Linked DNA regions of Mus musculus: all the other regions are linked to region 1. A link is a loop called in an ENCODE intact Hi-C map of the cell type or tissue named here. Cell type or tissue: gastrocnemius. All regions are shown on one strand. Region 1 overlaps Tgs1 (trimethylguanosine synthase 1). Region 2 overlaps Lyn (LYN proto-oncogene, Src family tyrosine kinase). Region 3 overlaps Lyn (LYN proto-oncogene, Src family tyrosine kinase).

Region 1 (8,000 bases):
GGATCCTGCCGGGGTCTCTCTGGGGCTGAGAGGGGCTGAGCGGGTTGGCCAGTAGTGTCGAAGGCCCGCCCAAAAGACTGAGCTAGGAGTCTTGTCAAAGCAGGAACTCAACTTTATGGCATCAGCCTCTCACTTATATAAGTTCAGAACATAGGGAGGTTTTTTTTTTTTTTTTTTGGGTGGGGTAAGATGACGTAGGAGGTTGGGGGGAAGGGTAATGGGGGGTGGGGCAGAGGCAGGGCCAAACAGGTCTTACTGAGTCAGCCAGATACAGAAGTGACTGAGACAGGTCTTGAAACTTGAGCCAGGCTCCGGTTTGTCCTCAAGGCCTAAAGTAGGGCCAAAATGGGGCCCAACATCCACACATGCAGAAGAGGGTGTGACAAAAAGCTAAAAATAACTGGAGATTTTTGCAACCTGCTTTTACCCTATGTCACCTTGTCTAGTGCTATGGTTCCTGTGCAGAATTATTGCTGAACATTAAAGGCATTATTCAAAAATGCTCTATAAGAAGTATGGAGAACATTGACAGATTTGATGTTTCAAATTAAATTAAAAAGACATTTGCTCTTTAGAGAGCAGTTTAACTGCTTGTGTGCCGAGGCAACCAAGCATAGTGGCGTCACTTGAAGAGTGCTGACATTCTCAACACTGTTGCTTTGTGATGCAAGAGCATCAGGGTTCTGTTGTTTTGTTCTGAGGTCACAGGCCAGGGCTGCAATGAATGTTAAGCACACTATGACCAAATGTGCATTGCTCCAATAGCCATGTTTGTGGCCTTCCAGAACCACTCAAAATCTCTCCACTTGTTTTATTTCCCTGGGTCAATCCCAGCCAGAAGAAAAACCTTACAGTGGCTACAGAGATCCATTGTCAATTGCCTACTTAATGAATGTGAACACATTTTTTTTGGTTCTTATTAACATACCATTTAAAGATGCTTTAAGTCATATTTTATTACGAGTGTTTTGCATGCATGTGCATATGTGCACCATGTGTGTGTGTGTGTACCCATGAAGGACAAAAGAGAGCATTGAAAGTATGGATCTGGAGTTAGTTATGGTTCTTCTGCGGGAGCAGCTAGTCCTCTTAACCACAGAGCCTTCTTTCTAGCCCTCAACACACTCTTTAGATGAATAATTAAGCAACACATATTCTTCCTCCTTTAAATCCAATTTTATTTAAGGAGAATAGTTATTAGCTAGCAACAAGGACCTGGGTTTCTTTGTGACATCACTACCTACCACAGACACCGGATTTGCCGTGATTCATTCTGCCCGCCTCTGCCACTCATATTGGGCCCCCCACAAATAGCCCTCTTCTGTTTTCATGACACATATATTATTACCCTTGCTTGTTCTCCCTTCCTCCTCCCTTTAGATCACTTCTTTATGTCTGTCTGTCTATATACCAGGGTGGCTTTGAACTCAGAGATCCACCTGCCTACCAAGGTTGGGATTAAAGGTATAGACCACCACACTAGGCCATTTTATTTCGTATTTTTAGAAGATATCTTTTGTTGTTGTTGTTGTTTTGTTTTGTTTTTTTTTTGTTTTTTGTTTTTTTTCAGACAGGGTTTTTCTGTGTAGCCCTGGATGTCCTGGAACTCACTCTGTAGACCAGGCTGGCCTTGAACTCAGAAATCTGCCTGCCTCTGTCTCCCAAGTGCTGGGATTAAAGTGCCACCACTGCCCGGCAGAAGATATGTGTGGGTGCTTGAGGTCAAAAGAGTGTCAAACCTTCTAGAGCTGGAGTTATGAGGTTGTGAGCCACCTGACATGGCTGTTGGAAACCAAACTTGGGTCCTTTCCAAGAATAGCCGCTGCTTTCTTAACTGTGAACCATCTCTTCAGACACTGTGGTTTTGACATCTTGATTGTATCATGGAGAGGTTCTGATTGTGTTGTTTGGGGTTCTAAGTGCCTCTCCCTCATTCGTTCCACAGCAATGAGAGACCACCCTCCCCATTGTTTCTTTGATGGGATTCTCTGTGCCTTAAGTTTAGTGTATTTGTAGCTATGTGCCCACAAGTACCCAAGTACTTGTGTACTTATGCACTGTGTACAGGGGAGTATATGTGGAGGCCAGGAGATATCCTCTTCTTATCTTGAGATGAGTCTCTGACTCTCAAGCTCCAGGTAGCTGTGAGCTCCCAGGATCAGCTTTTCTCTCTACAAAAATAATTGGGGTTACCGGCACCGTGGCACTGTTGGCTTTAACACGAGTGCTAGGGGTCTGAGCTCAGGTTCTGCATACAAAGGAGCTATCTCTCCGCCCTGGGCCTTGTCTTCCTCCCAGCTCCTCCTTCTACCTATAGCTTTGGTATTTTAATCTTATCATATAGACTAAGTTATGGCTAGGCTCATTTACTCATTGATGTCACAATGCAGTATATTCTTGAATTTGTCCTCTACGTGCTGGAGACAGGGTTTCTCTGTATAGCCCTGGCTGTCCTGGAACTCACTTTGTAGACCAGGTTGGCCTCAAATGCAGAAATCTGCCGGCTCTCTTTTATTTTTTTAAGCTGTCTTGCAGTTCTTGCCGACAGAGTCACTAAACAGTTCTGAGTCAAGCAAATCAGGTCAAGACACATGTGAGGTGTCTCCAATGTGTGGCTACTGGAGAAGCCTTACCGAGGAAGACCTCAATGCATCTGACAATCTTTAATCTGCTTGGCTGTCTACTGTGTCTCCAGTGTATTTACTTAATTACCAGAAATTAGGATCAATTACTGAGATCTTAATTTCCAACAGTTTTGTGCCAGACAATCTAAATTTCCTGTTTCCCATGTAGCTGAGTTTAGTCACATTTTTTTTTTTTCCTTTTTCACCTTGTTGAATTTTTCATTGGATACTGGCTTTTGTCCCCATGTAATGGACTCACTTCTTTAATCATCTTCTTGCTTGTAATATCATTGGGTCCTTGACCATTTTTGTTAGTTAACTTTTGAGATCTTTATTGGTGTTTCACCTGTTTGTCTTTGAACTTCATACCTGAGGAGTTGTAGTCCTTTGCTAGAACAAGTGATGATTCCCTTTTCATGTTTACTGTTTTGTGTTTTTATATCGTATTTTGTGTGTGTGTATGCATGCCATGGTGGGCATTATCCTTTCCACTGTGGGCTCCAGACACCAAACTCAGGTTGTAGAGTTCATGTGATCTCATAGTTAGCTTTCTTAGTTGTCAATTGGACATACCTGAGGAGAGGAAAACTCAACTGAGGAATTGCTACCATATTGGTCTGAGGCATTTTCTTGAGTACTAACTACTGTAGGAAGGCCTGGGCTGTAAGCAGTGTCATCCCTGGGCAGGTGGGCCTGGGCTGTAGGAAAGGCACTTTGTAAAAGCTAGGAAATAGTATTTTGTTATGGCCTGTTTCAGTGCCTGCCTTCACTCCCCCAGTGACAGACCTGGGAGTTGTAAGATGAGATACGCTTCTCTAAGCTTCTTCTCCAAGCTGGTTTTGGTTAGTGCTTTATTGCAGAAATAAGAACACTGAGAATTGCTTTTATCTGCTGAGCTACTTCGTGACTTTATTGTGTTTTTGTTTGTAATTTATGCATCTCCTAGTTTGGATATAATTTCTGGTTTTGTCTGAGGCTCGTTTGCTCTGGAGGGCTTAGTCTCCAGGACCATTCATTGAGAAAACTAGTGTAACAGTGGCTGTATCAACCTATACAAGATACAGGAATACACTTACTATCAAGTAAAGTCAACTAACATAGAACCAACTACTAAAAATGCAGTGTACTATGAAGTGAAAAAATAGTAAACATCAGGTTAAAAATGAAAGTAGCAAATGAATGAGATAAAGGAATAGGACCAGGGGAAACTAGAGCACAGTCTGGGGTGGGGGAAGCCAGCCAATCAGAGGATCTGTACAGGAAGAGCTGTTTTCATACTTTCAAAATCTGCCAAGTGTTCATCACCTTGCTGGTGGGAGGCAGCTGTGATGCCAAGTCTTCCACTGGGGTTTTGCAGTTTATCTTTAGTAGCACTGAACCTCATGGCAGGTAGCTGGCTCTAGAAGCTGGCCTACTGCAGTCTTCTGGCCCAGTGTCCTAGTTAGGGTGACTATTGCTATGATGATACACTATGACCAGGAGCAAATTGGTTAGAAAAGGGTTTATTTGGCTTACATTGCCACGTGCACACCATCACTGAAGGAAATCAGAGCAAAAATGCAAGAACTGCAGGAGGAACCTAGCAGGTGATGCTTTAGCCATGGAGGGCTGCTTACTGCCTTGTTCATCGTTCTTTGACCACCAGCCCAGGGATGGCCTCAAACACAATGGGCTGGTGGTCACATCAATCACTAACATCCCACAGGCCTGCATAAAGCCTGATCTTATTAAGACATTCTCAGTTGAAGCTCCCTCATCTCCAAGTGACTCTTGCTTGTGTCAACTGTTACAAAACTAGCCAGGACACTCAGCTACTGAACTCTTTATTATCTTAATTTATTATTTGATGATGTCTGCTTTCAGGTATTGGTGAGGCTACCTCTCCCTGCTCTCTGAAGTGTAGGCACTCTTGCTCTACATATGTCTCTCTCCAGATTGTCTCGCAGCCTGAGATGGCGAACAGCTGAATCAGATATGCTAAGTTGATTGTTCCATGTACTCAGTTTTACACAGTGGGTTTCCTCTCCAGATGGCATCTGAGTGCTGGAAAGTGAACTTAGGTCCTCTGCATGAACAGTACTCACTCTTAACCACAGAGTCATCTCTTCAGTTCTAGGAAACCCTTCTCAATGCTAAACTGTTCTGCAGCCGCAACTGGATCTAAATGGGCTTTCCTCATTTTGGTTCACAGTTGGAATTGTTTTCAACAATTTCCATCTGCCTCACACTCTTGCTGTACATTTCTGAATGGCTTCCCTTGTTTCTGTCTTTGGAATATAGTCCATTAACCTTAACCTGATATTCCTGCTTTATTGGTTCACATGGAGGCACACTGTAGACTGCAATCTTTAACAAAACATTAAAAACATTACCTTCTATATTACATTATTTCATACATGACTAAGTAAAAGGTTGTGTGCTGGAGAGTTAAGAACCCACACATTTTAGGGACTCACATCCACTTGTAACTTCTATTCCAGGAGATCTGACACCCTCTTCTGGCTCCTGAGGGCATCTGTATAGGTAGCACTCGCACATACACACAAAGCTTTAAAAATAAATCTGGTTAAAGCAAAAAATAAAACAAAATTTGAGATAAGCCTAAAAGCAAGTTCAATTTTATTGAAGCAATTTAGTCTTTTTATCGAGACTGAAATGTACAAAAGCCCAGTGGTGTAACTTCTAGAAACTTACCAACTGAAATACTTGTTCAACAGCAAATATTGTAAGGAAAGACAGTGCATAAACAGTTGGTAACGATAAAACCATAAAAACAGCTTGGGTGCCTCTCAGTAGGGAACTAGTTTATATATATAGATGATGGAATACAAAATAGCCATTTAAAACACGAGGTAGATTGACATGTATGAACTGAAATAGAATGGCTTTCAAGATACTCTGATAAGCCAGGTGCAGTAGGTGGAGCCAGAAGGGTTAGGAGCTCAAAGTCACTCTGAGTTACACACAAAGTATGAGGCCAGCCTGGGTATACAAAAAAACAAAACAAGACAAAACAAAACAATAACAACAAAACCATACCAAAACAGAAAAGCAAAAACACTGATTAAAAAGCCCATCTTGGGCTGGAGAGAGAACTTACTTCCACTTCCAGAGGACCCAAGTGCATTTCCCAGTACCCACATTTGACAGCTCATAACCATCTGTAACTCCAGCTATAAGGAATCCAACACTCTTCCCTGGACTTGGGTCAAAGTAGGCGCACACACATGCACACACGCACATCTCTCTTGCGCACAAACACATTCTCTCTCTCACAAAAGCAATTATTTCATATACTATACATTAAGTATCCACAAAGGGAAGGCAATGAACGCACAGTGAGTGCATCAATGGAGAAGTGCACCGGGGTACACTGTTATACTGCGATCTTTTCTTCAGAAGAATTAAGAGGGGACCAATGGGTTGGCTCAGTAGGTAAAGGCTCTGGTTATAAAGTCTAATGACTTTAACTTGATTCCCAGGAACCCACATGGTGTAAGTAGAGAATGGACTCTAGCAAGTTGTCCTCTGACCTCTACACACACGCATGCATGCACATATAGACAAAATAAAAATGTAATAAAAAAGTTAAAAAGCAAAGTCCTGCTAACTGTGATTAGCTTTAGATAGCTGAAAAGAAGGTAGGTTAGGTGGTGGGAGTTTTACTTTTTCTGTGTTAGCATTAAATTGGTAACATTATTTCAATAGGGATTACACGTGTAGGTAGAATTGCTTTGTTTTTCTTTATATTTTAAAAAACTAATAATTACTTACACAGACACAAAGATGTTAAGCTAAAACAGTTAAAGAATGAAAACAAATACATATACAGATGTACTTAATTTAAGCACAGGGATATGCCTAGACTTTTTATGATTTTTTTCTTTTTTGTGGCAAGATCTCATGTAGCTCAGGCCAGCCTTGATTTGTTAGGAAGCACAGCATGAGCTTGAACTCATGATCTTTCTGAAGTGCTGGGATTGCAGGCACCACTATCACCTTGCCCTGATGCTGTTTTAAAGTGTACAACACAGATCCATTACCATTACCTAAAGATCTCAAACCACTTCATTAGCATCCTTTAAAACTCGGAGTTTTCCACATCACATGTGCACACAGTATTAAAGAACCTAGGAAGGCCTTCCTCCTGTCTCTCACTTGAATGTCATACATCCTCACTCCACATGATCTCTCTGTGCTTTACAGTATCACACTTCCGCTTCAGAAGTGCTGGTCTTCAGAAGTGCTGGTCTTCTGATCAGGTCACCAAAGTATGCAGTGATGGTCTTTAACTTGTTGTTAAGAAAGTTCTGTTCTATTTCCACTTGTCCTCCAAGCCCAGCCAAGGATGCCACCTGCCAGGAAAAGCACATACACAAGTCATGCACATGAGCGGGATCTCTCTCTCCCTCTCTCTCCCCTCCCCCTCCATCCTTCCTCCCTTTTGGCATGGTCTCATTAAATAGCTCTGGCTGGCCCACTCCTTATGTAGACCAGATTGTCCTCAAACTCATCCTGCCCCTGCTTCCTAAGATTAAACATACCCATTACCATGCTGAACACAGACTTTCAAAAGAGACCCCATCCCCTAACCTACACCATCAATAGAGGAAGACCCCATCTCTAACCTATACCATCAATAGAGGAAGACCCCATCCCTAACCTATACCATCAATAGAGGAAGACCCCATCTCTAACCTATACCATCAATAGAGGAAGACCCCATCTCTAACCTATACCATCAATAGAGGAAGACCCCATCTCTAACCTATACCATCAATAGAGGAAGACCCCATCTCTAACCTACACCATCAATAGAGGAAGACCCCATCTCTAACCTACACCATCAATAGAGGAAGACCCCATCTCTAACCTACACCATCAATAGAGGAAGACCCCATTTCTAACCTATACCATCAATAGAGGAAGACCCCATCTCTAACCTACACCATCAATAGAGGAAGACTCCATCTCTAACCTATACCATCAATAGAGGAAGACCCCATCCCTAACCTATACCATCAATAGAGGAAGACCCCATCTCTAACCTATACCATCAATAGAGGAAGACCCCATCTCTAACCTATACCATCAATAGAGGAAGACCCCATCTCTAACCTATACCATCAATAGAGGAAGACCCCATCTCTAACCTATACCATCAATAGAGGAAGACCCCATCTCTAACCTACACCATCAATAGAGGAAGACCCCATCTCTAACCTACACCATCAATAGAGGAAGACCCCATCTCTAACCTACACCATCAATAGAGGAAGACCCCATTTCTAACCTATACCATCAATAGAGGAAGACCCCATCTCTAACCTACACCATCAATAGAGGAAGACTCCATCTCTAACCTATACCATCAAT
Region 2 (8,000 bases), 160 kb before region 1:
CGATAGGCAAGCAGAAGGTCTTAGGAGGTGCTCGGCCATAGTTTAGAAGCACCTTTGCCACTGGTTTGGGCCCTGTCATTTTCTCCAAGCCTCAGAGGTCTTGGCTGGAATATCACACGTAACAACATATTACACATAATGCACACATTATATGTAATATTATATTATTATGTCAGGTATCATATATATATATATATATATGAATATGTAATCTTTTATTTGTACAGGTAGATAGATATATATTTGTAGGGTTAGATAGATATAGGCTTACGTACAGAATGATGTCTGTCAGTTTAGATACTGTGGATAAGTAGAAATAGTTTTCCTAGTTTATAGCGGTGTTAAATCACTAACTTCACCACCATCTCCCCATCTTGACAAGCTGAGTGTGACAGGAGGCTCTCCTACAGTCATCAGTACTCTGTTGAACCCAGGCCCATGGCCTGTGACACTCTCTGGCCCTGGGTCCGTTGCTTCCTCTGATATTCTGACCTCCTAGTATCTCATCCACAGTATGGAGACTGTCTTAAGGTTATTTAGCCTTCCTGAGTTACTCATTCATTTGTCCATTATTCATTCATCAGGTATCAAGTAAGGTCCAAATCACACTGGCCTCCTTCCTGTGGCCCAAGTCCAAAGCTAGCTGTTGCCACTGTGGGATGCTCAACTCTCAACTTCCAAGCCTCCTTCCCTCATGCCTTTGAGTCTCAGACATTAATAGCCCTTGGGTAAAGACAGTAGATCCCTTCTTTGCAAGAATTCCTGGTAGCCCATAGCCATCCACATGCTTTCTCCAGCATCTCTTACCCCACCACAAGCGGAAATCATCTGTTAAGCATCAGTTTCTCCCATGAAGGGAAGGGTGGAGAACCTCCCTCCTTCTGGCCTTGGGTATGGACCATGCGCCCAGGTATTTCTAAATGAATAGGGCAATTAGTAACTTTAATGATTTAACTGCAATTTTCTCCTCTTAATTTAAATTTTATGTGCATGGGTGTTTTTCCTACATGTATGTCTGTGCATTATGTACCAGCAATGCCTGCAGAGGCCAGAAGGGGGTGTTGGATCCCCTGAGATTGGAGTTGGTAGATGGCTGTGAGGGGCCATGCAGGCTCTGGGACTAGAACCTAGGTTCTCTGCATGAATAGCCAGTGCTCTCAACTGATGACTTATCTCTCAAGCCACTAAAGATTTACCTTTAAGATCAGAAGAGTCCTTCAGTGCTGAACAGTAGCAACTACCCCCTGAAGAGGGTAAGAGCCACTACCACAGTTCTCACAACTAGCAGAAGACATTGAAGACCCTCCTTCCTTGGACATGGTCTGCCCCATCTGGAACCCTGCTTTGGCAGAGGGGCACTAGTGTCTAATCTGCCTCACTGAAACACCAGGAGCAGCGCCAGGTGCACAATGTAGTAAGTGGTGAACTCACTGAAGGAAGAGTGAGGTAGAAACATCTAAGCATCGTTCAGTAAGATTTGCATAAAGGGTAAGGACCTAAGTTCTGTCAGAAGAACAGATCTGGGTAGACAGAGCTATTGTCTCTGGGGTGCTTGTTCTCCCCTCACAATGGAGTGGGGTGTAGGGAAATGATACCTGGGTAGGGAATCTTCCCATAGGTGACAATCTCATACAGGAGAATTCCGAAGGACCACACGTCAGATTTGATAGTGAAGCAGCCGAAGTTGATGGCCTCTGGAGCTGTCCACTTGATAGGGAACTTCGCACCTGAGGAGGAAGATGTGGGCTCCTACTCAGAGTTCAAGCTAATGATGGGTTATGAGTAATTTTCTTCTTTGACTTTTTTTTTTGAAATTTAAGTAATTTACTTGGAATAGAAAAGATACAATCAAAATGGATGTGGTGTCAAATTTGTTCACCTCCCTTTCTTGCATATCCCTTTTGGGTCCTCCCCTCCTTAGAAGCAGTTTCTTCTGGAACCTCTATGGGGCACTGTAGCCAGTTCAACTTTAAACACAAAAGGGCATGGTGTACAGTGCAAATACAATTTTCTTATATTGTTGGCCTTTCAAATGTGTTGAAATTTTTATCTAGAGTTTAGCATGCTGACATGCACCTGTATTCTCAGCGGAGGGATGGAGCATCTCTTGGTACAAGAAATTTAAAGTTAGAGCTGGGCATGGTGGCACACACCTTTAATCTCAGCAGTCAGCACTCGGGAGGCAGAGGCAGGCAGATTTCTAAGTTCGAAGCCAGCCTGGTCTACAAAATGAGTTCCAGGAAAGCCAGGGCTATACAGAGAAACCCTGTCTCAAAACACCAAAAAAAAAAAAAAAAAAAAAAAAAAAAAAAGGAATTTAAAGCTAACCTGGAAAGCAATGCAGGATCACATCTCAAAAACCCAAACCAAACAAACCTATGAAAATGTCAAACCAAACCTCTATAAAACAGTTCAGGTTTTTCCTTAATGGGCCCATTCTAAGTTTCCATGGATACATCTTATATTTCATTTAAATTTGCCTACTTAACTTCTAGTGCTGGGGATGAATGCTAAGTACACATTTGACCACTGAACTATATCCACAGCCAGAATTATATATAATTTCCTTAAAGGAAAGCAAGACTTGGCACAGACTGTAACTTGATCATTCATGGAACTGCTAAGGGTTCATAGCCATTGCTTGAAGACATTACCTTTACTATGTCTTTGCATGAGTTTTCTTTTGAAGTGCCTTACTAAAACTGGAAGTCCCTACAAGAGCAATAAAGACAGTTGTGTACACCTGTTGTGTGCTGGAGCGTATCACTGATTCCTGGACTATTGCCAGACAGTCTGGAGCAGTGCTGCATGATGGGAGGACAGAGATGCAGAGACTGAGAGCATCTCCATGTTACCACTTTCTATTTGGTTCAATCCTAACATGTTCCTTATGATCTTTGTACCTTTCTGGTATTTTTCAAAGACTCACTGCTTGCTGGTATCAACAAACCAGTGGACTCGGTTCTTGCTCATGTACTTAGAAGCCGGATTCTCTGGTGCGGATCCAGACTCAGCCCCTTACAGAGTGATCTCTAGAGCTGCAGAACAGCTGAGGTCTGTCATCAGTGGTCTGCAGCATTGAATGAGTGTAACAAACGTCTCTGCAGTTCAGGGAAGCACACATACTTTATTATTGAGAGAAAAAATCTACCTGACAGGCTAAAAAAAAAAAAAAGAATCTTAATTTTGCCAATTCAGTTTTGTTTTAGTTTGACGAATTGAAATACGAGGCTGGATGTACACACCTGTGTAATCCCAGCACTTGGGAAGCTAAGGCAGCAGGATTTAGAGTTTGAGGCCAGCCTGGGTTACACAGCAAGACCGTGCTACCACTCAGTGGTTGAGCTCTTCCCTTGCAAGCACGAGGCCCTAGTCCATTGATCCCCAGTACCAAAGAGTAAAACAACCCCTTATCTAAGAAACAGCGAAGAAGAAAATAGTTGCTACTGTTTATGAATCTTGTTACACAGCAACCCCCTGTCTTGAAGGTAGACGTGAGGACTGTGGGAACAGAGAGAACACTTGGTGGAATTGGGGGTGGAGAAACAGGAGGGCATCAGGCACGGGGGTCAAAGTGTGGAAAGCAGAGCACAAGCCTGCAGTGAGATGGCCTCTGTGGCCCAGCACACATACCTTCCCTTGCTGTGTACTCGTTATCTTCGATGACTCTCGCGAGGCCAAAGTCTGCAATCTTGCACATGAGTGACTCAGAGACCAGGACGTTAGCAGCTCGCAGATCACGGTGGATGTAGTTCTTCCGCTCGATGTACGCCATGCCTTCTGCAATCTGCAAATAGAAGGGGCTCAGGCTTGTATTCTAGATAGGCTGTCATGGTTGGCCATCAAGAAAAACAAAACAAACACAAACACAGAACTTGAGCTTTTGAGATTCTTTCATGTGTATTATTATTCCTGTTGTTCACATTTTTAAGATAGTGCTAAAGTCACCCTTAGAATCCTTTCTAAAATCTGTCCCTAACATCTACAATGATGATAACTTCAAAGAAGGTTTTATTATCTGTATGTCTCTGTGTGTGTTCATATGTGTATGTGTGTGTTTGTGCATCTTTTGTGTGACAGTGTAAACATTGCATGTAGTTGCTCATAGAAGCCAGAAGGGGGCATCAGATCCCCTGGAGCTGGAGTTGCAGGCAGTTGAGAGCAGCCCAACATGAGAACGGGGAACTGAACTTGGGCCCTCTCTAACAGCAGTTTGTGGTCTTAACTACTGAGCTATCTTTTTAGCCCCATGGTAATGGGTTTTGGTTTGGTTTTTTTTTTTTTTTTTTTTTTTTTTTTTTTTTTTTTTCCTTTCTTTCAGTTTTTCGAGACAGGGTTTCTCTGTATAGCCCTGGCTGTCCTGGAACTCACTTTGTAGACCAGGCTAGCCTTGAACTCAGACATCCACCTGCCTCTGCCTCCCAAGTGCTGAGATTAAAGGCATGCGCCACCACTGCCCGGCATAATCTTAGATTCTTAAGTGAGGAAATATATGCTATTCTCTGGATGTTGTAGCCCCCAAATTCATATATTGATACCCTGACCCTCAATATGATCCTTATGTGTTGGCAGTTGTAAAGTAATAAGTCAGGGCATCATGGAAGACTTGGTGTCCTTACACAAGAGACCACAGAGAGCTTCCTGGTCCCTTCCACCTTGGGTAGCCATAGCTGTTAAGGGAGAATGTGTGTGTGTGCATGCATGTGTGCATGCATGTGTGCATGCCTGAGCCAGGAACTGAATGTGCTGGCACTTCCTCCCGGACATCCCTAGAACTCTGAGAAGTAAATGCCTGTTGTGTGAGCCATGCAGTCCATGATGATTTGTGGTAGAAACCAGAACTAAGACAAAAGAAGTGAAGAAATTGAATTTTTAATAATACAAGTTCATTATAAGGCACCAGGACATGAGGGCTGTGCTTGTTAGTAAGACTCACTCTATCAAGATCTTGCTAAGGAAGAGCTGTAGGTCCAGCTCTCCAGAGCCTCTGAGCACAGTCCCTCAAGATGAACTGAATATACTCTGACAACAAAGCAAGGGCATGAGGCAGAATGAAGGATTCCAATAGACAATGACCTCGAGAGAAGAAGGTGCCACTTAGTGCTGGCAGGAAGTGTGGCAGAGCTCTAAAATAAATTAGAGGATTGTTCCACCAAATTACAGTCAAGGATAAGGAATGAAGGTGTGTGTGCATGTGTGCTTGTATGTGTTTATTTGTGTTTGTTTATGTGCATGTTTGTGGTGCGTGTTTGTGTGTGCTTGTGTGTGTGCATGTTTGTGGTGTGTGTTTGTGTTTGCTTGTTTGTGTGCATGTTTGTGATGTGTGTTTGTGTGTGCTTGTGTGTGTGTTTACGTGTGTTTGCTTGTGTGCAGGCTTATGGTGTGTGTGTGTGTGTTTGTGTGTGCTTGTCTGTATGTTTGTGTGTGTGTGTTTAAGAGAGTTAGAAGTCACTTCCAATTAGGATTACTTCTAATAGAGTCCATTGCCCCCCAGATTCTGCCTTAAACTGCAGCAGCTCATCTGGAAGGACCAGACTCCTCCATCACTGTGAGCAGCAGCCTCATTACATCATGCTGTGAAGCCCACTCAAGTCCCTTGCCCTCTACTGCTCAGCAAAGGAGCAGCTCTTTAGCACTTCCTTTCCTTCCAGGCCTCATCCTGGGTCCCCTTCCAGAGTCAACCAAGTCCCACCCTGAACCTTTCTCCTGTTCTACAGTGTTGTTTTGCACAAACACTACTGGCAGCTAAGGGTTGTAGCTTTACCTTTGTTTTTATTCTGTTCAGGTGCTTACTGTTGTCACGGCAACCAGATAATAAACACCTCTAAGACAAAGGCCGCACTGTATATCTTTTCTATTTCACTTTTATCTAGTGCAACTTTGCTGCTGTTACTAATCTCCCTCAGTAAAATGAGCTAAGGTTTTGTTTTTGTTTTAAGATTTATTTATTTATTTTATATATCATGCCTCAGTTATTCTTACTGCGCTGACACACCAACCTTAGGCAAACTTACTAAAGCCAAAGAAAGTGGAAGAGTGCAGAGCGTGCTGGGACTAAGCAGAAGAATGGGCCAAGCAGTTGTTACACAACTGGATGGAATGTTTGGCTTAAGGAGACAGAGAGATCCCTTGCTGAAATGAGCCAGAGGCAGGTTCTAGAGCCCCAGCGGGATACAAACAACTGTGTGGTCATTACTGATGGTCTCTGAGCCCGTTTCCAGTCCTCCTTAGTTATTGCCTTTTTGAAATGCTGGTCACACCTAGCTAACAGTCTAATAATTATATAGACCCTGGGCACGGCATGCAAAGAAGCTGAGGCTGGAAATAATCCCAACTTAGGCCTAAACTCAGTTAACTAGAAACCTGTGTGGGAAACACAGATACAAGCATCACAGACAGCAAGGGCTCATGCTCTGCCATGGATTCCCAGGGTCAGCTCATTGAAGAACATTCCAAGAACTTGCTAGGAGGGCTCCACACACACCTACTCAAGCTAGGCACCTGTTGAAAGCGTTTGGAGGCGATTCTCTGAAGCAGTAACAGTATTGAACAAGCCTTGTGTACTTTGGCTTTCTATTCCAGGTAGAGTGCTTTTCCGAGCTCAGCTTCTAAACGATGGTGATGGTGGTGGTAATAGTGGTACTGGTGGTGGGTATTGATTATGATGGCGACTGTTAGGTAGTGAGAGAGATAGTAACCACTACTAGTTCAGCATTTACTGTGTTTTACAGATTTTATACTTAATTCATGTTTGACCCTAATAACAACCACTAGGCAGGTTTTACTCCCATGGAACACATGCAAATGAAGCTTAGAGAAGATAAAGGCCTCAGAAAACAGCAGTGTGAAGGAAGCCCATGGAGGTACATGACAACCACAGCCCGTGACCAAGCTCTGTCCAGAATGGTGCCTTGAAAATGTTTCTGACTGAAGCAAATGCTGTGAAACACACCCTTGCTGAGTGTGCTGCTCTCCTGGGAGGACAGGCAGAGCTACCAGGCAAGGTGGAGGTCTGTGAGCCACGGGGTCCACATCAGCCTAGCAACCTAGCCACAGAAGATTATGATGCTACCTGGGGTGAAGGGCTGCCTTGTCTTGTTAGTTGACAAACAGCCCTGCAGTGTCAGGAAATGAGTCCTGAGATGTAGCCTCTCTGATGCACCTTGGGAAAGAAGAGAGGCTTCCGGGATGCTCTTACTCACTCACCAGTCAGCCAGACTTTCCTCAAGTAACAGCCAACTGGCTGATTATTTTCAATAACCAGTCAGCGGAAGAGCCTGCCCTCCCACAAGCCCAGAGCCACAGGTTTGGCCAAGCACACAAGTCAGAGATGAGAAGTATCAGCTTCTAACAGAAGTCATGTCAGGAGCTGCAGCATGCAGAAACCGAATATTGCTTCTTACTCGTGTAGGCTGTGTGTGTGTGTGTGTGTGTGTGTGTATAGGGTGTGCTGGATCAGGGCTGGACCTTAGACTGTAGTCAGCATCCCAGAGGCTACTGTGGACTGCTAGCCTGTTGTCATGCCTTAGTAGGGACCCATCCTTAGATATCAATCATTAAGTGATCTTGCTATTGTTCAAGCACTGTGTGCTGTACTTACATAGCCTAAGGTGGTGACATCATCACTAGGTACTATAATCTGAGACGACGGTTGTGTATGCAGTCAATGGCTGGCACAGCATTGGAATTTGGTAACCATGGGTGGTTTTTCACGCAAAGTGATTCTCACAGCACAACAGCCTTAGATGTACATGAACACTTGTGGTGGGCTGGGTGGCGATAGAATATAAACTGCAGGGTCTTATTACTTTGCACATAATTTTCTCCCAGGATACAACATCAGGGGTGTTAAATCAGACTAAAGATATTAGAAGAATCTTGCTTGGGCATGCTCACATGAATTTCCCACCCACTAACAATGCTTACATAGAAAGTCTGTCTTCTTGTTCCACAAACAAGGGGTGCACAGTGTGATCTGCCTTATCAGGCCTCACTGTGCC
Region 3 (8,000 bases), 170 kb before region 1:
GTAATCACCATTGTGGCACTAAACAGGCCTTGGGGGTCAGGCAGACCTTGCCTGAGATAACCCTTGCCTGGTGCCACAATGAACAAATGGGCATAGCACTCCTGAGACCAGCGTTGAAACCCCAGACACTCAGAGACCCCAGGATCCTCTAAGGGGAGGAGCTAGTAAGTGGTGGAGAAATGGAAGAGAAAGATAGACAGAAGGATGTGTGCATAATGAAGAGGCAGAACTGGAGACTCGAGAGTAGCCAGGAACAGCCTGATATGAGTAATTGGTGCCACCTGAGACCACAGTGGAGTCCTGGCCTGTGCTGCCACCAGGGACCATGTCTGGGTCCATGGCCCTGAAACAGCAGGGTCTATTACTACGAAAGGCTAGGTGGACATATCTGGTCTGGGCTGCTGCCCAGGGCCATGCTGATGTCTGAGGGCTGTGCAGATCTGACCCCACACCTCACCTGGCATCAAGAGAAAGCTGGCCCTGGGGTAGCAGGATGGCTGATCCCACCCCTACCCACCTGCAGTACTGGAGAGAAGCTCCCAACATTTCAAGAATCTTGGGTGAGGATATGAGTGTGGGAGAGCTGGCCCAGCCAATCATCTTCCCTATGATGGTATAGACAAATGAGAGATACCCTCCTCCGCTCTTGCCCCTGAGAAACCTGCCCTGGGATCATTATAGCAGGAGAGCTGTCTCTTCCCTCATGAGCTGAAGCACTCAGGAGAGTAGGCCCTACACTTTACCTGGGCATCATAGTAGAAGTTACCCTAATGTAGATAAGCTGACCACAAGGGTGTGAGCTTGGGACAGCTGGCCCTATATTGTCACTTGTCTGCCATGTGGTAGTATGGGCAAGTGAGAGATACCCCTCTCTTGCCCTTGCCACCCATGGCAGGGAGGAATCTGGCCCAAGGTCATCAGAATGGGAGAGCTGGCCCTGCCCCTCAGCTACTGCAGCACTTTGGAGAGTAGGTTCTACACCTGACTAGGCAGCACAGCAGAGCTGGCCCTGGACATGGGGGTTACAGGTGAGTTGGCCTGAGGATGTGAGCACAGGAGAGCTGGCCCTGCCTCTTGTCTTATGTATTGTGGTGCAGAGAGACTCCCTCCTCCCCTCCCTCATCCCTCAACACCTATGGCAGGCAGGAGAACTGGCCTCAGGGTCATGAGAATGGGATAACTGGCCATATCTCTTGCCAACTGCAACACTTGGGAGAATGGACCCTGTACCTCCCCTGGGTAGCATGGTAGAGCTGGCCCTGGTTGTTGGTGAAGGGGGAAATAAGGAGGGTGTGCTTGAGGGCATGAGAGCAGGAGAGCCAATGGGCTGATTAGTTCAGATTCCTCTAAGGCCCAGATCCAGAGCTTTGGATTGGCCCACCCCAACATCTATCTCATTGATGAACTGCTGGAGTGCAAGAAGGGACCACTCCTATAGATCCAAAACTACAGGATCTCTGTGACACAGAGCAACAACAAGATATCCAAGAGGAGTTCCAGTGAGGCTCCAGGATTGACAGAGTCGCAGAAGCCAGAGTACCCATACCAGACCAAGGAGTCAATGCAATGAACATTGCAAGTAAAGTGTGAATAAAAGGGTGGGATCTGTGGGACACACTGTGATACATTACAGCTTCCACAGTAAGATTTTTTTCTCTGTTTTAGGGGAGGACGCAAGGGTAGAGAGTAGGTATGAGTAGAGGGCAGATGAGTGGGGTTGGGGTGCATGCTGTGAAATTCACAAAGAACCAATAAAAAGTTAGAAAAAAAACCAACCTGAAATTGACAATCCAAATTATTCTAGAACCTAAGGGATAAGACTAAAAGTAAATAGAACTTGCAATTATCTGGGCTTCCTGACATGGCATCTCCTTTTGTGCACATAAGCTCTGTTCTATGACTATAGTTTGACAATCTAGATTATTCCAATGGTCTTTCCAACAATCTAGAGGATTGTTAGAGACAGTCCATGGAATTGGATTGTCGTTTCCACACGCATGGAAGTGCAATGATGCTGTGGCCATCCCAGGAATGCTAGGTACAATTAACATGTCTATCTGAAGCACTTAACAGGAAACAGGGTCAGTGGAGTCACTCAGCATTTAAAGGTCCTTGGGGCTGGATGGTGCATGCCTGGTTACTGATGTTACATCTCTGGAACCTGGAAAAGGTGGAAGAAGACAACACAGAACTGTCCTCTGACCTCGACACAAAGCATGGCCCTTGTTCCACACATCACACATACTCTCGAGTGCACACACATGCACATCACACACACATATACACACACATATGCACATGTACATCACATGCACATCACACACACACATATGCACATGTACATCATATACATATCACACATATATTCATACACACACATGTATACACACACACACACACACACACAAAGCATAGGAAACTAAGCGGGAAAACTTTCGACATAGTGGTCTAGAACTTACTGAAAAAAATGTTACCAGTTTTAATATATTCTCCCTCATAAAATGGACCAAAATATTATCAAAACATTTAATTTTGAAGGCTATAATCCCTACAAATTGTGTTTTAAAAGTATATTGGTGAGCTTAATTTTTCCATAATATAACTTTGAGGCCGAGTCTTGGTATGTAGCTGTGACGGTTTGACTACAATGCCTAGGCCCATAGGGAATGGCATTATTAGGAAGTGTGGCCATGTTGGAGGAGGTGTGGCGCAGTTGGGAGAAGTCTGTCACCATGAGTGGGCTTTGAGGTTCTTGAAGTTTAACCTAGGCCCAGTGGCTCACTCTCCCTTCCTGCTGCCTGAGATGTAGAATTCTCAGCTACCTCTCTAGCACCATGTCTGCCTGCCATGCTTCCACCGTGGTAATAATGGACTAAGCCTCTGAGCTGTAAGCCAGTCCCAATTAAATACTTTCCTTTATAAGAGTTGCCATGGTCATAGTGTCTCTTCACAGGAATAAAACCTCAATTAAGACATTAGCCGCCGGGCGTGGTGGTGCACGACTTTAATCCCAGCACTTGGGAGGCAGAGGCAGGCGGATTTCTTAGTTCGAGGCCAGCCTGGTCTACAGAGCGAGTTCCAGGACAGCCAAGACTACACAGAGAAACCCTGTCTCAAAAAACCAAAAAAAAAAAAAAAAAAAAAAAAAAAAAACCAAAAAAAAAACAAACAAACAAACAAAAAAAGACATTAGCCAAGTCTAGCCTAAAAGTGTGGCTTGCATGATATTTTGTATACACAAAAAAGTTACTTAAGGAAATTTCTCCTCATATCTATGTGGACTTTAGTGGATCCTTTTGAAATGTATATCCTTGGCAATTGGAATCAGGGCTAATCTGCTACCAAAGTTCTTCAGGATTTGATTTTATAAGTAGACGCTCCCAGTGGCCTAGAGGTTAGAGTTAGGTGCGCTCATTCTATCTCACAAGAAAACAAGGAAAACAAACAAACAGGCAAACAAACAAACAAACAAACAAGCCCCAATCTAGTCCTTCAGCATTGAGTGCACCAGATCACTCAGTCATGAAATTAGATCTTTCAAAAGTTTCAGGGCTGTTGTGTGAACTGGAGAAAATTTTGATAAAGTGCCAAAGTTAAAAAAAAAAAAAAAAGCCTTGACTAAATGGCAGATGTGATTAGAATCAACATTTCCTTTAGCAAAAATAGCAATGCTTGCCAGCTCTTAATCTAAAAGGTTTCTGCAGGAAAATATGGAGTTGCCATCCCACTGGGTGAAGAGAAAGAAGGAAGGAGCCAACAGGAGGTGAGAAAGCAGTGTCCTCTGAGGGACAGTTTCCTTTGGGGAAATGGGAGACTGTTCAGCTGATTGTGGATGCTGGTGGTAAAAACAGGAGAGCTGGAGGCTGCAGGAGGAGAAGCACTTCATCTAATTCATCGGAGTTGCAGAGGGCGTGTCCCACTGTAAACATCTTAGCAGCTCTTGTCCATAAAGGGATCCAGGATGGAAATGAACTGTAACTCTTTCTTTGCCATGGATGTAACCACTATGTGAACATTAAAAACATCTTGTTGTTGTTTGTTTTGAAGTCTCTCTCACAGTCTCTGTGTGTGAGATGTGTATGATATGTGTGTGTGTAAGATGTGTGTGTGAGATGTGTGTGTAAGATGTGTGTGTGTGTGTGTGTGTGTATAAAACCTATGGATGTGTGTGTGCATTTGAGTGGTCAGAGGACAAGCTTGGGTACTGGTCTTTTTACCTTTATCTTTTGGGGTCTCTTGTGTGTTGCTGCATGTGCCTGGCTAGGTGGACCTCAAGCGTCTGTCTTTTTGGGGTCTCTTGTGTGTTGCTGCATGTGCCTGGCTAGGTGGACCTCAAGCGTCTGGGGATTCTCCAGTGTCTGACTCCGACTTCCCAGTAGGAGCATTGAAACTGCAGGAAGTACACACGTTCTGGGGCTGTGAAGGAAGGTCCTTAGCCTTAACAAGCATTTTACCCACTGAGCCCCCTCCCTCCCAGCACACCTGATATCTCCTGATGACACAAGCATCTGAAGGAAAGATCAAATACTCCATAGAAGGGGAATGCCAAATGGAAAATGGAAGCAGGAGTGAGAGAAGTAAGACAAGATGGAAATGAATTTTTAGCAATGTTTTAGTGATTTCTTTAAGGATTCTTCGCACTTCCTTTCCATGAAATAAAGTAGACAATGCAGGTGAGTTTGAAATGAGAGTAGGGACTGGAGGGCCTTAGAAATCCCACTATTGTCAATCAAATGAATAAATGTACACATGCTGCGTTTGGAAATAGGCACTCGGATATAAAGGGCTTTAGAATATTTTGAAATGATACTATTTTAAAAAATCATGGAAAAGACAAAGATTGAGAAAAAAATGAGATATTCAATCCCTTCGCCTAGTCATCTAGATCTTCAAATGAACATACAAATTTCAATTTTAATGGTGCCTGCAAAGCCTGTTAAAAACAGATCTGTGGCTACCCAGGCCATCAACTCCTCAGCCCTCCAACCTGAAATGCTCCAGTTGTGGAGGTGCAGCCTGCACAAGTTCATGCAGTAGACTGTACAGAATGACTCCCTGCCCTTCCCCCACCAACCAGCTCTTATTTATACATGGACAAGAGTTGAGAATCTGATACACAAGACAAAAATCTTAAGATGTTATTGGGTGTATTAAAATAAAATCAAAAATCAAAATATTAAGTATGTACACAGTAGCATAAGTGAAAGGGGCAGACACAGCAGTTTCCAATCAGCGTTGACAGTGGGCAACTCAGGTAACAAAACTGCTCTGGTCACCAGAGGCTTTTCCATGACTCCTGATTCCTACATGTAAATAGTCTCTCATACACTTTACACATTTTAGAAAAGATTACCGAGTCACAAGAATAACCCGAAATATGCCATTTTAACTTTTTTAGAGTATAACTAAAATATATGATTTATAAAATGTTCAAGTCATTTGAGGCAATGAGAGAAATGCTTTGTATTCTTGGAAGGTCTCATAAAGTCCTGACAGATTAGATGGATGTTTACATTTCTCCCAAAGGACACCATCAGGAAAGCCTTTAGAGAATCCCATAATTGAAATACCTGGACCATTAAAAACATTCCTTTAGAGCTTGAGGCTTTCCTGCCTTCGAGGGAGGTCTGGGCAGTGGTGTAGCTCCAAAGGGCTCCAGTTCAGCAGTGGTCCCTCTGTGTGCCCATGCACAGCGCTCCAGCAGAGTGAGCACGTGCTGCCTCCTGTCCAGTGATCTTACCACAAAGGAAAATGTTCAATAGTCTCATTTTCTGGGGGTTGTGCGGAAGGTGAGGAGGAATCAAATTTCCAAAGCAAAAAAAAAAAAAAATTCAAATTTAGAAAAGGTGTTTTAAAGCTTGTGGCTTCACCTGTAAAATCTAACAGGCTGGATTAGTAGTTTTTAAGAATGTAAGCCAAAGCATTGAGAAGGTACGGGAGCATCTGCTCAGCATGGGGTTTATTTTTGCTAAGTGAGTTTAGTTCTTGTTGCATCTGGGAATTTGTTGCAACAGTCTCTGAACCTGAGTCACTCGGCCCCTGTAGAGCCAGTGTGCATATTAGAAAGAGAGGGTGTTTGTATTCTGACTGTGGTCCCATTGAGCAGCGGCCACCCATTTAAGAAACAGCATCCAGGGTGTTCTTCCTGAGTTAATTCATCACGTCCATCAGGAACCAGGAACACAGAGGGTCCTGGCATGAGATAGTTAGCTCCTCCAAGGCTGCTTTTCCAACTACCTACAATAGGCTAGTCTCCATGCCCACTACGGTTGCTGCTGATACTGCCCTTCTGTGGCTGTATAGAAGTCATCCAGGACACTCTGTAAGTAGTCAAAAGTTGGCCTCTCCTCTGCCTTTTCTTTCCAACACATTTTCATGATGTCATAGAGCTCATCTGGGCAGTTCTCCATGCGTGGCATTCGATATCCCTGTGACAGTGCGCTCATCACATCTGCGTTGGTTCTCCCTGAGGCCAAAACAAACAAAAGCAACCTTGTAGAGTTTAGAAGCCCTGCTCAGTGGCAGAACACTGCAGGGTGGCTTGACACCAGCATTCTGCAGCTAAGACTGAAAAAAGAAGTTTCCTTGAGTCTACTTACAGGTTGGTGTATGTTCTCCCCAAATTCACAGAGCCTATATCAAAAGCCAAGCAAGGTGGTACATACTTGTAATCCAAACTCTCAGGGCAGTAGGGATTGGGAGGCAGTGGAAGTAAGACTAGCAGATAGATCTCTGGGGCTTACTAGCCAGTCAGCCTAGCCTACTTGGCAAATTCTAGTTTGAGAGACTATCTCAAAATCAATAGACACTGAAGAATGAGACTTAGTGCTGTCCTCTGTCCTCTACAAGCATGGTATACATGTGTACCTGTACACACACACACATACACACACACACATGCACCAGCGTGCTTGTAAGTAACTCCTTCATATTAACATGCACATATATGTTCCTTAGATTGTTCTTGGATGTGATTTTGTGTCTACTGTGTTAAGCATTTACACTCAATTTATATGACACGATGATGCAGAACATAGCTATAGAACCAAATCTGGTCAGTATACATTGACTCTACATACAGCTTTCTGCCTTGCTTTCTCAGATATACTCTATAGTAGGTGCCAGTCAATAGTGTTTATTTTATTTTTTTAAAGATTTATTTATTTATTTTATGTATATAAGTACACCATTGCTCTCTTCAGACATACCAGAAGAGGGCATCCGATCCCATTACAGATGGTTGGAGCCACTATGTGGTTGCTGGGAATTGAACTCAGGACTTTTGGAAGAACAGTTGGTGCTCTTAACTGCTGAGTCATCTCTCCAGCCCCAGTCAATACTGTTTAAATTAGGGGCTGGAGAGATGGCTCAGTGAGTAAGAGTACTGACTGCTCTTCTGAAGGTTCTGAGTTCAAATCCCAGCAACCACACAGTGGCTCACAACCACTTGTAATGAGATCTGACGTCCTCTTCTGGTTCGTCTGAAGTAAGCTACAGTGTATTTAGATATAATAATACATAAATCTTTGGGCCGGATCAAGGAGAGACTGAGTGAGCGGAGTTGACATGAGCGAGTGGGTTGATCTGATTCCCAATGACCACATGAAAGCTTACAACCATCTGTACAGCTACAGTGTACTCATATACATAAAATAAATAAATACATAAATAAATAAATAAATAAATCTTTAAAAAATAGTGTTTAAATTGGTCTGTCCTAAGAACATTCTGGGGAAGGGCTACTCTGTTAATATTCAGTATGTGTTTATTGATGTTTATTTACATGCTTTTCTGAACTCAGACAACCTTCCTTGGATTGTTGCTTTTTTGTTGCATTTGTGTATAAAAATACACTGAACTGACATAAGGTTTCTACCGCATCAGACTGTAGTCTGCCCCATCCTTCTAGGTCCTCAGATCCCATGACCAGCAGAAAAATCTGCACAGGTCGGCTGAAAAGTTATCAACGTGCATACAAATCAATGTTAGACCTGACTGAC

Evidence for each region. Peaks named below come from ENCODE experiments on the same cell type or tissue, not always from the same donor. Only the 100,000 strongest peaks of a DNase experiment are listed, where the experiment ranks them.
Region 2: a loop joins it to region 1, with 2.2 times the contacts of the local background. A loop is called at or near these places in 31 of 42 quality-filtered maps.
Region 3: it touches region 1 in a loop (2.4-fold over the local background); 27 of 42 quality-filtered maps call a loop at or near these places.

Annotation. Positions count from the first base shown.
Region 1 is chr4:3,613,838-3,621,837 of GRCm38, reverse strand. It overlaps Tgs1 (trimethylguanosine synthase 1), which reads right to left. Exons shown (of 13, transcript NM_054089.4): 13 at 5,214-6,979. The coding sequence ends at 6,833. Among named protein-coding and RNA genes, the nearest start is that of 2210414B05Rik, 39 kb to the left of the region's middle. In gastrocnemius, no CTCF peak of the experiment used is centred here; a DNase peak (open chromatin) is centred at 3,956.
Region 2 is chr4:3,776,700-3,784,699 of GRCm38, reverse strand. Lyn (LYN proto-oncogene, Src family tyrosine kinase) reads right to left here. Exons shown (of 13, transcript NM_001111096.1): 11 at 3,634-3,787; 12 at 1,596-1,727. Among named protein-coding and RNA genes, the nearest start is that of Gm22781, 16 kb to the left of the region's middle. In gastrocnemius, CTCF peaks have their summits at 1,030 (motif pointing right), 1,949 and 4,112 (motif pointing right); no DNase peak of the experiment used is centred here.
Region 3 is chr4:3,788,208-3,796,207 of GRCm38, reverse strand. Lyn (LYN proto-oncogene, Src family tyrosine kinase) reads right to left here. Exons shown (of 13, transcript NM_001111096.1): 13 at 4,596-6,466. The coding sequence ends at 6,264. Among named protein-coding and RNA genes, the nearest start is that of Gm22781, 4.4 kb to the left of the region's middle. In gastrocnemius, no CTCF peak of the experiment used is centred here; no DNase peak of the experiment used is centred here.